2 separate regions of the Mus musculus genome follow, and region 2 is linked to region 1. A link is a loop called in an ENCODE intact Hi-C map of the cell type or tissue named here. Cell type or tissue: left cerebral cortex. All regions are shown on one strand.

Region 1 (8,000 bases):
TACTTAAGTGCATTACTTCAGTTAGAATATTTCAAAATAACGCCATGACTGCATTTCAAGGTCTGTGGTTATTGAAATACAGATAATCGCTTCTCCTTGTAAGATACCATCCCTCGGAAGGGATGTCACTTTTTTTTTAAACTTTTCATTGATTCTTTGTGAATTTCACATCATGCACCCCAATCCTATACTAGATCCTTACCTGGACTCCTCTTGGATATCTTGTTGTTGCCCTGTGTCATGGAGATCCTTCCGCTTTGGTTCTGCGGGACCAGCCCTTCATGTGCTCCAGCAGTTCATAAATGGGGTGGATGTTAGGGTGGGCCAACTCAGAACCTGCATCTTGGCCTGCTTGGTAGCTGAATTGGTTGACATGACAGCTCTCCTGTGACCACGCTGTGCCACCGGGCCAGCTCTCTCACTTTGTCCAGTTGAGGGATGGGGCCAGCTTGTCTGAATGCTGCAGTCAGTGAGAGGTGGGGCCAGGTCTGTGAAGCCCTCTGACATCAACATGACCGAGACCAGGGATGACTGTATAGCTTTTGGTGGTAACATGGGCCATAAACATTGACACAGACACAGATCATTGCTGTTGCAGGGACACAGACACAAACACAGCCTTCAGCAGCAGCTTGGGGGCAGGGGGGCAGGGGGGCAGATGTTGCTCTTTTTATAGAGACATCTACATGAACTCCAGTCACTGGTCTAGGTATGAAGCACTTGAAGAACTTGGACTTTTGAATTATACTATTAAAGAAAAAGGTTAAGGTTCTCATATGCCTGCTTCTCTCAAAGCTTAGCTATTTTTGAGCCTAGAATTTCTGTCGCAGGTAGGATTCAGTCTTCAGTAAGTGGGCCAGACTGCTGTGCTTCGTGGCTTACCATTGTCATTCATAGTGGCCTGGCTATGCAGAAAATCAATCACAGAACTGAGTTTAATAAGGAGAACGTGGGGAGAAGGAAGCAGATGAAAATGCAAACTGTGGTCAGCAGGATTCAGTGGCACTTCCAGGTGCTTTGTTAGCAGGAATTAAAAAAAAAACAACTTTACACAACCCCACCTGAATTCTTTCAACTACAATGTAATGCAAAGAAAATCCGCGCTAATTATGAGCAGGAACATTATCTATTAATATGTTAATGAAGCAGGTTTGCTAATGGTGAAAGACCTGAATTTTAATAAAATCTTAAGAGCTCCTTGATTACGTGTTTGTTAGTCGATCTGATCATTTAAAATTATCTCTAGGTGGCTTTACATGGAATAAAACCTACATTAGAACTGTATTCTAAACAGGCCTTAATGAAGCAGGTGAGGATACCACCTGTGACATAAACACAGGCAGCCAGAAATTCACTTCAAAAGAAATGGAAACTAGTGAACACGAAACATGTTATCATACCTGCCAGTAACAGCTTTCAATGTAGGTAATTTATTTATGCATTTGCTTGCTAATTTTCTCAAACATATTTGCTTATGAAAATAATGTTCGATTGAATTAATGGATACTGCCTTTCAATATTGGAAGTGTTAGTTTTTCATAAAAGAAATATTCTAGTGTCCTGTTTGACAACAGCCCACACATACATGAAAGCTTTTATCCCAACCGATCCTAGATATCTTTTGAAGAAGACAGTAGTCATCAACTATCCAAGGCACCCAGAGTTGGTGTGTAGGGATATCAAAGGTGTGCCTCTGAATAGATGTGATCTTGTTCTGTGTTCTCCAAGATGATCTTGGCATCAAAGTGCCTAGTTGTCTGCATCTGCATCCGTAGAAGGTAGGGAAGGCACTTGGCAGCCTTAATTTTGCATATTAAAATCCTAAGGCTCCGATTAGTGGGTGAGTTTAGACCGAGATCCTGAATATCCCAGAGAGCAGAGCAAAACCCTCTGATGTAAGACCTGCCTCTGTGTGAGCCCAGGAGATGCAGGGGTGGATGGTCCCAGAAGCTTGCGTTCCAGGGCTTTCCTGCGGTGTAGCTGTGGCTCTTCCCTGTTCTGAATGAGCAGGTTACAACAGGGTTAAGTGAAGGAAGTGACATTAATACTAGAAGCCCCGAGTCAGTGATCAAGATCCCAAATGTAGGTGACTGTATTGGCTGATTTTGTGTCAATTTGACACAGGCTGGAGTTATCACAGAGAAAGGAGCTTCAGTTGAGGAAATGCCTCCATGAGATCCAGCTGTGGGGCATTTTCTCAATTAGTGATCAAGGGGGAAAGGCCCCTTGTGGGTGGGACCATCTCTGGGCTGGTAGTCTTGTGTTCTATAAGGGAGCAGGCTGAGCAAACCAGGGGAAGCAAGCAAGCCAGTAAAGAACATCCCTCCGTGGCCTCTGCATCAGTTCCTGCTTCCTGACCTGCTTGAGTTCTAGTCCTGCATCCTTTGGTGATCAACAGCAATGTGGAAAGTGTAAGCTGAATAAACCCAACTTGAGAGTTCTTGTTCATGATGTTTGGTATAGGAATAGAAACCCTGCCTAAGACAGCAAGTGACAAATGCTATTTCAAATAAAAACATATTTTTTTTAGAAATCAGAAAATAATTCAGAAGAAAACAAGACAGAGAGATGGAGGTAGAGGGTTTCATGTTGATAAAAGTAAGTCACTGAGCTTCAAGCTGCTGGCACGCATGGGTTCAGCTCTGGAAAGAAAAAGCAGTCTAATGTTTGTGCAGGAATAGAAACCCTGGCTAAGACAGTGACGTTGGGTCCCTATACTAAAATGAGCCCAGAATTAACTGAAGGAAGTAGGTGGTATGGAGTAAGGAAGAGCTGGGGCTTCTATCCCTAGCTTGTGATGCACAGGTTTGAAGAGTCTGGAGAGATGAGGTCACAGCTGGAAATCACTTTTGAAGATGGAACCCGGTCTGAGAAACCACCTGCTTCTTCCTTAGTGACTTTGTTCCTGCAGGTAACCATCCACATTCATCAGATTTATTTATTTACCAGGGTATTCATCTGATGGGTTCAAAATAACCCAGTATTTAATAATCATTAGAAATTATAATGAATGGTTGCTTACATTTTGGTATTGTATCTTTCTGGGATTTTCCAGGCAGCCCCCTTCTCCCTCCTTTAAGGTCAACATGACTCGGACTTCAGACAACTGGTCATCTAAACGGGTTCTACCTGGGCTCCTGGTGAGTTTCCTTGATGGCATGCTGCCCTCTAGAGGTTGAAGCAAACAGCACCGCAGAAATCAACGAGGGAGTGGTCTGCTGGCCTCACTTTTCTTAACAAAGATTCAGTCTTCATCAAATTTTATTTCAGCACTAGGAAAAAAAAATAAATCATAGAAAGTATTAGCTATTTTTAAAGGTCTTAAATCAGGTGACATCAGGCCATCAGATCTGGCCCACCCCACACATGTATATATACCTTCCTTATCTCCTTCCTCCCTCCCTTCCTTCTTCTTCAGATGGAGTGTGCAGCATTTGGCTAGCCTTCATGAGACCCTGGGCACCACTCCCAGTGCCTCAAAATAAAGTAAACAAACAATGCATTAAAACGCATCAATAAAAATCTGCCACGGGGAAGAGAGTGAGAGACATGTACACCCACCCAAAGCTCCCTACTTAGGGCAACAACCCCAGCTTTCACTGGTCTTTGCATGTGCTGTCATACTTAACTCTCAGCTCACTCTTATAGAGATATTAAAGACCACAACACAGCAGAAAACCGCAAAGCCTACATTTGAACCCAGTTTTCCTTATTTCAGAACTTATGCAGATTTTGTCAATAGGAAAACAGACTATCACATAGCATTTGAATGACTGTCTTTATTTGCTTCTGATTATATATAATAATCATGACTTTAGGGTTTTTTTTAAATAAAAAAGAGTTTATAGATTTAAAACTATGACAACCAGAGATTTTGCCATTTGACAATACATTTACCTAAACCTCAATTTGGCTAGCATAGTCAAGACAGACAGACATCCAAGTATGAAAAATGTGTATTGTTATATAGGTGATGGGCCAGGGGGAAAAGAAATTCCTAAAATCTGCAGTTAAAGAGACAAGCTTACAATATCAAAAGCTAGAAACACAAAGCAGAGTAAGAAAAATGACATTAAAAGTGAACTAATGGGGCTGGAGGGGTGGCTTAGCCATTAAGAGCACTGACTGTTTTTTCCATAGGTCCTAAATTCAATTACCAGCAACCACATGGTGGCTCACAACCATCTGTAATGGGATCCAATGCACTCTTCTGGTGTGTCTGAAGACAGCCACAGTGTACTCATACACATAAAATGAATAAAATCTTTTTAAAAAAGTGAACTGATGATAATGGGCAGGAAAGTGTTCACTACACGTTTTAGATCCCAGCACCAAATAAAAGCCAGAGACATGGCAACTTGTACCTGTGTAATCTCAGGATGCTCTCGTAGGCTTGGTAGCCAGATAATCCAGCCAAGTTAGTAAGCATTGGGTTTAGTGGGTTCGGTGTCAAAAACTAAAGTAAAGCATGATAGAGGAAGATGCCCGACATTGACCTTTGTTCTTCCGAAGCACACACACACACACACACACACACACACACACACAAACGCATATGCATGGGCATATACTCATGCCTACACCATACACATATGCAAGTAAATGATGATCTCTCACCTCCTAGTGCTTTCTGCATCACAGTGTGGCCTGGAGGGTGCTCAGCAGAGACACACACTTCCCTACTTCATCCTCATCCCCATCCCAAGCTCACTGAACTGCACAGAAGCAGAGACATCAGAGCAGGCTCTCGAGCCCTTTTTGCTGCCACAGAGGCTGTGTTAGTGGAGAGTAGTTAGGGTGGGAAAAAATCACAGCCAGAGTCCTTGGGGTAATAAATACGGTGGCTGACCCTTTCCATGTACAGTGCTGGGTGGATAAATCATACCGTCACGGAATCTCAGATGTGAAAAGAGCTTTGTGAGTTAGGCTTGTAATTCATCGAAGATGCACAAACTCTTGTCTAAAATCCCCAAATGGTTTGCAGGGCCTTGCCTGTATCCAGGACATTTCCTGGAATCTGCCCTTAGCATAACATCCATCCACACTCCCTCTGGCAGGTGTTAGGAGATTTGAAGGCAAATACTTACAGTTAGATGGGATTTCCCTAAATTCTGTCTTCTTCAGGGAAGAACACGTACTCCCTCCCTCACAGCTGGTACTGACCATCCTCCCCATTGACCATTTGCTCCTAAGACATCCTCAGAGTGCAGGAGCGCCAGCGATCATTCTGTGATAATGGGGTGATGTCATTGGTGAGTCCCACACTTTCTGGAATGTCTCCTGGCCATGGGGGTGGGGAAAGCAGTGCTGAGAAAGCTGTAAACAAGATAAATTTTAAAAGTTGTAGAGTCTCCTTTTGTGAAAGAAACTACAAGAGGAAGATAAAAATCTGCCATTTAATAGTCAAAGTTTCCTTGAGGAGTGGCAAGCTGCTTGTGAATGGACGCTGCTTAAAAAAATACACATGATATAAATTAGCCTTGTAGTGTATATGCATGTATGAAAAGGATGAGGGGGAGGGACAGGGGGAGGGGAAGGGGAGGGGAGGAGGTTGTTTTAGTTACTGTGATTACATAGCCGATTTTCCTGCTGGCTAACTTAGTGTATCCTGTTGCAATTTCAGGCCAACTTTCTGGGCCAGAACTCAATTAAAATTCTCTGGCGTTTGGGGCCATGACTCATTTGGTACGGCATTTGCACTGTGAGCATAAGAATATGGATTTGGATGCCCAGAACCCGTACAAAATGCCTGATGAGGTGATACATACCTGTACTCCCAGGGATAGAAAAGTGAGAGACAGTGGATCCTTGGAGGCTCATGGGTTAGCTGGCTGGATCTGGATCTAGGCTGTTGAGATATTCTTTCTCAAACAAAAACCGGAAGGCACCTGAGGACTGAGACCTTCGTGGATTGCACATACACACACACACACACACACACACACACGTGCATGCACACACACATTCACACACATACATGTACACCCACATGCACACACATGTACACACATACACACACTCGTGCACACACACACACACTTCACAACTACCACCTCCTCCACCATGACCCCACACAAAGTGCACTGTAACTCTTTATGTCTCCCTACCCCGCCCCCGCGCATCTCTTGTTCCTTTGCAGATGTTTGAGGAACTTCTTTCCTATGTTAAGGTTTCTTTACCCATTGAAGATTTCTTTTTCAGATCCTGTTTTATATATATATATTTTTTATTAGGTATTTTCCTCATTTACATTTCCAATGCTATCCCACAAGTCCCCCATACCCTCCCCCCCCAACTCACTCCCACTTTTTGGCCCTGGCATTCCCCTGTACTGGGGCATATAAAGTTTGCAAGTCCAATGGGCCTCTCTTTCCAGTGATAGCCGACTAGGCCATTCAGATCCTGTTTAATACATTTCTTTATTTTTCTCTGGAAGACATGGCTTGTAAGATAGAACCAGAAAAGTAACTATGTCAGCTCTAATGCCAAAAAATAAAAATGAAGAGAATTTCACAAGGGTTATTTGCAACACATTAGAATTTTTATTGTTCCTTGACAACACTGGGTTTGTCGTGATTCATGTTCTCTCAAGCACAGCCGTTTATCTTCATTGGTGTTGTCAAGTCACTGGAAGGTGAGAGCATTCACTGCCACCAATGGCTATGATAGCTTGTTTGGCATAAGGAGCTAAAAAAAAAAAATCCAGAGTGAATTTTTTGACATGAAATCTTCCATGAAAATACAGTGTTTTCTTTCTTCCCTTGGAGAGAAATTTGGTTCTAATTCAAGGTGAGGAGTGGTGTATCACCTCCCTAGGTCCCCCCAAGACACCCCCAAGAAAAGTGTTGGACTGAGAAAGTTCTCCAGCCAGCATCCCAGCTCTGGCTTCTGCTGGTCCTAGAGTGACTAGGCTTCACTCACTTACAGGCATTTAGACCATGTTCCCCGGAGGGAGGGCTGCCTTGTGTTCAGAGTCACAATACAGAAGTGAATACAAGGTATCCTTTATGTGGTCTCTGTCCTTGTGGCAAACGAGAGAAGTGAATGAGAAGATACGGAAGGGTGGCACTACAGATCTGTGGTAGAGAGCAGAGTGCGGTGTGGAGTCTGGGTGTGACCCTCAGAGCTGGAGCTGGAGCTGACAGGATGGGGGATGGTGAGGCATGTGCTTAGATCAAGGTGGGAAGGAGCCTGTGATGTCAGAACACCATGAACGAGTGCGAAGGGCTGAAAAGAAGAGCCTCGTGAGCTAAGAGACCTAGGGGGATTAAAGGCTGGGCATGGAGGCCTGTGCCTTCAATCCCAGGAATTGGGAGGCAGAGGCAGAGGCAGAGGCAGAGGAGGCAGAGGAGGCAGAGGAGGCAGAGGAGGCAGAGGAGGCAGAGGAGGCAGAGGAGGCAGAGGCAGATGGACTTCGATGAATGTGAGGCCACCCTGGTCTACCTAATGACTTCCTGGTCAGTCAGCACTGGGTAGTGAGACACCCCCCCCCCCAAATCTCAAAATAAAGTAAAAATAAAAGAATCAGGGAAATTCAGTATATCTGACACTGTTGGGAGTGGTAAAGGAATGGGACTAATAGCTGTATTTTAACTATTAGGAAGTTGGGACTTGATTCAACATGTTCTAAGTAGCCACTTGCTAGGTTTTCAGTGTGTAAAAAAAAAAGCAATATAATGTGGATCATGTAAATAACACTGATGTCTATGTATGTGGAAAAGAAGAAAAATTCAAAGTAGAGAGGAGGTAGTCACAACCCAGCTGAGAGGGAAAGGTGACCCATTCACTGCTGTTCTCTGAAGCTCAGCCTCTGGACTCACATCTGGACCAAATGCTCCAGACTCCATGTCTCATTCATCCCCCAGTGCTATTAAGCCTTTTTGAGACAGTCAGGTTGCCATAGTTGTGCCTGTCTTACATACTTTGTTTTCTATGTTTTATGAGGCTTCGAGGCCTGCCTTTTGCCAGTACCCAAGGACAGCAAACAACTTACTTACCTC
Region 2 (8,000 bases), 390 kb after region 1:
TGTATCCCATTCAGCTCAGCCTACACACAGTCAAACAGGCTTGCTCCTGCCGGCTTTATGGGTTTTGTGTTTCCCATACATAGTAACGATCCGTTGGGTCAGCGCACAGATGGTCCGATTTGATCACAGAGATCGCGTCTGGTTATTTTACTCATTTAAGCACCAAACAGAATCAACTGCAAAGAGTTTTTGTTCATCTCATAAACTTCCAAACAAAATCTGACAAAAATCAGTCAATTGAAGATGTGTGTGTTTCAGTACATATGATGATTAAAACATCCATACACACACACACACACACACACACACACACACACACACACACACACACAAGATGACTCTGGACTATTTTTCTCGTTGAGATCTGCGATGAGACCCTTTGTAGTTGTCTGGTCATCTTGTACTTCTGAAAGATTTCGAGTAGGTGGAAACTTTGTGACGTGTCTTAGATACATTAATACAGTGCATTGTTTGCCTTAGGAATGTGTGTAATCAATAGGAAACCCTCAAACAAGCCGTGGTTTAAGAGGAGGAATTACATGTTTGCTTTAAAGTGAGGGTTTTCTGAAAATTTCTGTCTAATTTGTAACAATTTTCAGTAGACCTAAATTTGCGGTCAGACTCATTCATAGGAAAACACAAGAAAGCCATGTTCACCTGTTTTTAAGAAGTAGGGAGATGGCAGCTCATTTTTTCCTAATCAAAAACCTTGGAAGCAGAGGGATGAAGTGTAAACAGAGCGACTCCATCTCCATAGTGCAGATTTCCTTTTGTGAGGGCTCTGACTACGGTGTGATGAATATGCTCACAAGCACTGCTCCTGAAGACGGCAGGCATTCTCGGCAAATGGCTGTCAGGTAAACGTGATTTGTGTTCCTCTTTCTCTTAGCCATAGCCACCTTGTTGTCCACCTAAATCTCCCTGACATGCCATCTCCAGGTTCCCTTGCTCAGTCTCCCGGAACCCAGTGTCATTCGCTGCAACATGCCCCTCGTTGTCCCATAAAAAAAGGAAAAAAAAGACTTTTTTTAAATACTCAAAAGATAGATAGATAGATAGACAGACAGACAGACAGACAGACGGACGGACGGACGGACGGACGGACGGATGGATGGATGGATGGATGGACAGACAGGTAGATAGATAGATAGATAGATAGATAGATAGATAGATAGATAGAGAATAGGCTCCAACTTTCAGTTTATTAAGTTTATAAAATCAAAATGGAAAGGGTTTGGGGGGAAAGTGCACAAAAACCTTAAACAAAATAAGCTCCGTTAAAACGGTAAAATGAATGATCAGAAGCTATGCACAGCATTGTTTCCTACGAATGTGAACTCAAAGAAGAAGCAGGGACATCTAGTTTATAGCTATTCCAAATGCCTTTTTCGCATCTGTGTCTCTCCCATACCACTTTCTAATGAGACCTTTCTATTCACTGAACGTACATACATACAGTGTAACCAAGGTCAACTTTATAAAATCACCCTATCTATGTGCAAGTGTATTTTGTCACATAGTCTATACATGTAGTTTTAAAATGTGCCCTCCCAAGGGCCTATTGTGGCGGCTTCATAAAAATACTGGTATAAGGTCAAATTTGAAAATTGTTATCAGTCGCAGCTTTGAAATAACACATTAAGTCACAATTTCCCATGTGTCTAAACTACTTGAGAGTAAAAAAAAAAAAAAAAGAACCAAATTGTGTTTGAAACAACTCACTTCTTTTCATGGTTTACTTCTGAATTAAAAAGAACTAAGCCACAGGGTCTTAGTGACATTTTCTTTGAGATTAAAAAAAAAATTACTAACTTGGAGTGTAGGTTAAGATATTTTTCTTAAAACCAAGGTAGAGTTTTAAACCAAAACTTTTAAAACTGTGGGCCAATAGTAAAGATGACAACATTTTGATTTTAAAGGCACGACTAGTGTTACATTGTGGATGCTGAAATCTAACAGAAAGTCAGGATGCTCCCTGCATTTTCAAACCACCATACAGAGTTAACAGCCTGGCTATTTTTCTTTTAAGAAAATAAGTTGCAAAATTACAAGCAAGTTGATTACACAATATCTTACCATGCAACATATCAAAAACAATGAATTGAATCACTCTGTGGTCTGGGTTGAATTCAACGCTGAAATCTCTTTATTGAACACAACAACAAAGAATTTCAAACGTACAGATGAGCATCTTTGAAGTTGGATAGAAGAACCCCGACCATATCATGATTGTCTGATACTGGGGAAGGACAAAGTACAGAGTGCAGTATTCCAACGAGGATTTGGGCTGATCTGAGAAACCCAAGAAAAGTGCTGGGAAGGAAATGCAGATCTAGAATGACTGGCTAGGTCATTCGATCTTGCTTCTGAGAAGGAGTTTAAGGACCTCTGTTTCAGATTAAGCAGCACTTCATCCCGTCCCTTTGCCTTCTTAAGAACGCAGATACTTTTGCAGAGTCAAAGGAACAAATGAATCCAAAGAAGAGAAGAATGCTGTACTGTGGATGTCAGCACGGAGGTTCAGAAAGTAATGCAGAGAATAAACCAAGCTTTTTTTTTTTTTTTTTTTTTTTTAAAAAAACCAAGAATTCTGACACAAAGAAACGAAGTAATGTGGAACCAGGGAGGACACAGCAAAGTCTTTCCTGAAGTGCACACAACCAGGGAGATCAGCCAGCAGATCTCCCATAATGCAGATGAAAGAAATCCTCTATCAATTTAAAAAAAAATCTATTCATTACATTAGTTTAAATATACACTTTAAGATGCCCACATTTTGTGACTTTTTTGTTTTTAAATTACACAAAATAGTGCTGAGAAAATATCTTCTATGTATTTGACAATGGAAACAGAAATACTACACTAACAGAACTAGCTTTTAAAATATCAAGATGACTCCACCAAGAAATTCAAATTAAGATCGTGTACTTTTAATATAAATCTTCAATCGTAGATCCCAGCTTTAGATAAGTGATTTTATCCTATTGCTTAGGGCTTTAGTGGTGATTTCTAAAATGAAGGTCTTTGTGTATACTTAGTTACTGCATAAAATTTTTATATTGTGTTCTCCCTGTGTAGTTTAGAATATATAAAATTAAATAAAATCGAACTTTTATTGAATTTAGAAAAAATTCATGGTTTGTTTCTAGAAACTCAGGGAAATAAGGAAACCTTTTAGAAACGTGTGTGATGCGTGGTTTAAATGCTTATTTTACGGTTTGCTTCCAACCTGCTATAACAAGCGAAAGTTAGCATAAAAATGTGTGACATGTTGAGAATCTCTCCAAATTAAGTTAAAGTATAATTAGATGAAACAAAGCAAAGGTGTATGAAGTTATATTCACAACACCAAGCGATAAACAACTGTATCAACTTCGAAAGTAACCCTACAAAAACAAAACTTGGAAAATTTTGCTCTCAATACGTTGCAACTATTTTAGCATCATTTTCCGTTTATTTATATTACCCATGTTCTTTATTTTCACTTATTTTAAGCGTAGCTCGTCTTTTATGATCAATACTAAACTCACAAAAGTCGAACAAGAAAGGAAATTGCTTTTTTGAGACCTAAATTCATTTTCCAATTCCTAGAATTCAATGGGACAGCACCTGTTTTAATTCTTTTATCTAAAATGTTCAGCAATAAGTTATTGTGATATGAATAATTTTGGCTAAATTTTTAAAATTCCAGGAACAAAGTAAGCAAATAAAAATACTCTCTGCGCAGGTACAAGAGTTTAGTAACCAGGGAGTAAGAAAACTGTCCCTGAAGGGACTGGAACAGGAAGCAGAGCCGTGCTGGCACCTAGTGGAGATAGACGGTACTACAGTTTTCTGCTTTTGCCTCGGAGGCTTGCTGTGGAAAACTTTTTAATTATTTTAATCTAGGCTTTTTATCACACATATTTGAAAGAAAGACAAATGAAAAGTATTTTCAGTGATTGTGTCTAGTTATGCAACAAAATATCGTGACTTTAATCTTCTGCAGGGAAAGAAAGAAATCTTGGAAGGTGGTGAAAGCGCTGGGGAGGAATGCAACCAGCAGCCGGGGAAATGTCACAATAAATGTAAGGATCATGCAATGCCCTTTTCCATCGTATGTTTACCCAAACAGGATCACACTAGTCTCTTTCCAACCAGCCAAAAAAACGTTATGAAATTAAGTAGCATGCTGTATGCTTGAAGTCTTGTTTTTATCTGGTCATAAGTCACCAAACAATATTTAGGACTAGTTGGGACTAAACTTGGAGTTTTAATATTGCCAAACATTACATGTAGGGGGATAGTCACTTTCCATTTGTGACATGTTAAATAGAAAAATGTAAACCCTGGGCCCCATCCCCACTAAACTCTCATCCTAGGGACTGGGGAAAGGATGGTTCTGTGGAAGTTTCTTTCTCAGAAGTGACCAATGGGCTCATAAGCGGACAGAAGGAAAGACACAATAACTGCTACATCTGTCATGGAGAGAAACATCAGCCCATCTCCTCAAATAAACTCACGCTAGGGTCCCCCCTAACTGCCAGCATCTATGGTTCCCTAAAGAAAAGATTTTAATGTATGGATGTTAGTTCGTTTCCCAAGTTTTAATTTGTGCCTATATTTGTGGTAGTTGGGGCGTGGGTGGGTAATAACTGTTCTGTACAGACACAGAAGGGCCAATTCATACTGGGCTTGCATGGTGGTAATTTGGGAGTCAAGTTTCTGTAACTGAATGGTGACTTTGATTTTTAAAATGTAAGTGTTCCCTTATTGGTGCTAGATTTTCTTTAGTTCATCAAGCACTTGCATTCTTATAGACATTTGGCTTAAAGTTTCCTTCATACATGAGAACTGTCCAGGAGCATATTCTTGCTCGTGGGTAAGCCTTGCTTTGTTGTCTTTAATTATAGTCCAACCTAAGGTTCATATGTCTTATCCTATACGCCCAATGAGACAAAGCTTTAATAACAATCCTCTCCACTTTCAAAATGTAAAAACTTATCACTTCCTGTAAACTTGGTTTAGTTAAGGGCTGCCCATTTACACGGAGGCCCTAGGTTCGGCACAGCTTGCTCAGTCCAGACTTGAAAGTACTGCAAAGTCTAATCAGAATGGCTTCTTGGAAAATGGAAGCAGGACATTAGATCACACTTCCCATCAGTGTTTCCCAGTGAATACAAGACTAACACTCAAAAAGCAGGCTAAGAAACCTAGTCTTAATTCCCTGTAGCAAAGATGATGAGTCGCTGAAAATCTAGTATGTGAGACGTTTTGTAGCAAATATAAAACGATCACCACTACATTTATAATCAATAAAATGAAGGAGAAAGGAAGAGGCAAGGTTGATCCTAACTAATGAGATCCTAATGAGAATAAAGGGTCTCCTTTAAGGAATGAGCCAACCACCTCTTAGATTCCAATTTCAAAGAAACAAGGACACTCCTACTCTGGGTGCAGCACAGACCCAGGGCCCCTTCTCCACTTCTGCCACTACTCAGGCAACCTTACTTGCTCAAGAGTGGCCAGAGGTAACAAGAGGTGTCCCAGTGTTTAGGGCGATAACCATTTACACATTGTCCTGCTTCCATTTTTCAAGAAGCCATTCTGATTAGACTTTGCAGTACTTTCAAGTCTGGACTGAGCAAGCTGTGCCAAACCTAGGGGCTCCGTGTAAGTGGGCAGTGTAAATGGTTATCGCCTAAAACCTGCCACATGTGGGTCCTGACCTAGAGGCAGTGAAGAGAAACAGGAGCCAGGAAGGACACTCGTGTGGCAAGTAGCAAGACAAGATGATCGTCACGGCTGACTTAGAGGGATTGTTGTGGGAGTCTAGATGACTCTGCCTTTACCCTGGAATGAGCTGGACTGGAGAACGCCAAGAAAGACTCTGCACAGCAAGAGCGAGACCTTGAGAAATGACCAAGGCTTAAATAAACTGCACTGGAGAGAAAAGCAAACTGCCAGGAGGAAATTTTGCATATGATAGCAAGACATCTGTCCCAGTCTTCTCTCTGGAAGGGCCAGGGCCTACTATAAACAAATACCATGACTGCCCTGTTGAATATGTCGAAGGGGCATTTATAAAGTGTTTCTAAGTTCGCAGAGGTCACAGGTAACTCCTTTTTTTTCCCTCCAACGCAGGTTACCTCTCCTGCTTTTGTTCCGTGAAGTAAGTGAAGTTTCAGACGACAAACCACAGCACAGACCCAAGACTTGGAGCCCTAAATTTGGTTCCTTGTCTGTAGCTGATTCTCCCACCAGTTTACGGTTGTGTAAACTCTCTCTAAGTACCAAACTGAAATATATGGTGCTTTATATAAGATCCCGTCCATAGCAGCTAAGAACATGCTAAATCCTACTTGTCTCTCTATTTCTCTTCATTGCTCTCTTATTTATATGGGGAACACTTTATTGATTTTATCTGCAGGCAAGAACAAAATATGAAATGATTCACAAAGTTTTTATGTGATCTTTGCCTGTTAATCTCTGAAATGTTCCAATCTTAGTCTACCGAAGCAAGGGCTCTAACATTGCTTTTACCAAGCAAAGGTCTTGGGAAAAACAAAAACTCAAAAACAAACACAAAACTTTTCCCCCTGTTCCAAACCGTTACCTTTACTTTTTAACACTTCCAATCAATATATCACTAATCTTGCAAAGTTTTACTTTTTGTATATTTAAATCTTATAAGGACATTACCCAGTCACCTCCTCAAACTCTATAAATACAGCTGCCTGCCTGGTAGGATCAGAGTTTTTAAAAAGATCTGCTCAATGCTGGGAAGGGGAAGCCTTCCTCCTATAAATCATTATTTCAAACACGTCATCATAATTCTCAGCTGGCCAATTAATTAAAACTCAAGAAAGGTCATTTTTTTTTCTCAGCAAGTGTCCAACTAGCAATCCCATGAAAGATGGCCACCCCAGCAACCTTAATACTGCTTTCTGTTTCAGCACGCCATGGCCTGCCCATAAAATCCAACTTGACAGATAATGGAAGTGAATTATTAATTCAAACCAACCTGTGCTCAGAGCAGATTTTCATATTTTTCTATGTGTTCATTAAGCACAAATTTCCACTTTCTCCATCTGTCCTGTAACGGTTCAATGTTGGAAACAGTTAGCCTTGAGCAATGACTGTTTTTTTTTTTTTTTTTTTTAAAGCTCTGGGGACTTAGTCTACCCCATAGGCTGCAGCCCTCCTCAGTCCACCCCACTGTGACAGCCAGTGTTCTAAGTTGCTCGGCACTTTAGGCTTTGCAGTTCTATCTACAGACTCCGGGGACAGCCTGCAAGTGACAATGAAATGCACAGGGAAGGAGAGAGGGAAGCTCGCCTCGTCTTCCTGCACAACTCAGCTTCAGCCAAGTAACAATAAACAAGCATTCTTGTCAGAGTTTCGCAGGAAATGGGGCAGAACCTGTGTATTTTAACAACTTCTTACACTAGTAGCCACTACAGCATTTATTTTACTTTTAAAAAGAAAACCAGAGAAACTTCATAATTTAAACTAAAGGGCCTTTCAGCCTGGAAGACAAAAACGCACTCTGCTTAACAGCCGAGGACTAAGGTGGGGTGCGTACAGGTGGATTGGGGGTACGGTCTGTCTTTGGCCAGTCTGAAGCAGCTGAGTTCTTTCCACAGCCACGATCATTTATTATCCCGCAAATAAAGCCTGGATTCTTGGCCCTCACGCACAGTGGTGGTCCGCTGCTAAGATTTACCATGTCGGCCCTGAAATGCAGGGCACACACTGTCATAAAATGTTCTCTTTCACAGACAGACACACAACTTGGATGATGTTTTCAGTCTGATTTACCTTTGTGTCACTAAACCCAGAGGGCTTGGGTCAGCTACTCACACTTTCTCTCTCCAGTGTGATGCCCAGAACACTTTAACAATACACTGAACATATATAGCAAAGTCAGCTCAGGTTTTATTAACTCAGAAATGTGATATTCATTTTCCCCTTAGAAGAGACTGCTCTTTAAGACTTAGAATCATTGCACGCAAACACAT

What was found. A loop is a pair of places that touch in the nucleus more often than their neighbours do. Peaks named below come from ENCODE experiments on the same cell type or tissue, not always from the same donor. Only the 100,000 strongest peaks of a DNase experiment are listed, where the experiment ranks them.
Region 2: it touches region 1 in a loop (2.3-fold over the local background); 5 of 42 quality-filtered maps call a loop at or near these places.

What each region holds. Positions count from the first base shown.
Region 1 is chr12:56,588,756-56,596,755 of GRCm38, forward strand. The region is part of intron 2 of Gm26973 (a long non-coding RNA gene); the gene reads left to right. It overlaps C87198 (expressed sequence C87198), which reads left to right and starts at 2,304. Exons shown (of 5, transcript NR_046003.1): 1 at 2,304-2,411; 2 at 2,792-2,911; 3 at 3,056-3,140; 4 at 5,153-5,252; 5 at 5,624-5,799. In left cerebral cortex, a CTCF peak has its summit at 3,176 (motif pointing left); a DNase peak (open chromatin) is centred at 3,168.
Region 2 is chr12:56,982,445-56,990,444 of GRCm38, forward strand. The region is part of intron 1 of Slc25a21 (solute carrier family 25 (mitochondrial oxodicarboxylate carrier), member 21); the gene reads right to left. Among named protein-coding and RNA genes, the nearest start is that of Gm30001, 89 kb to the left of the region's middle. In left cerebral cortex, a CTCF peak has its summit at 3,816 (motif pointing left); a DNase peak (open chromatin) is centred at 3,813.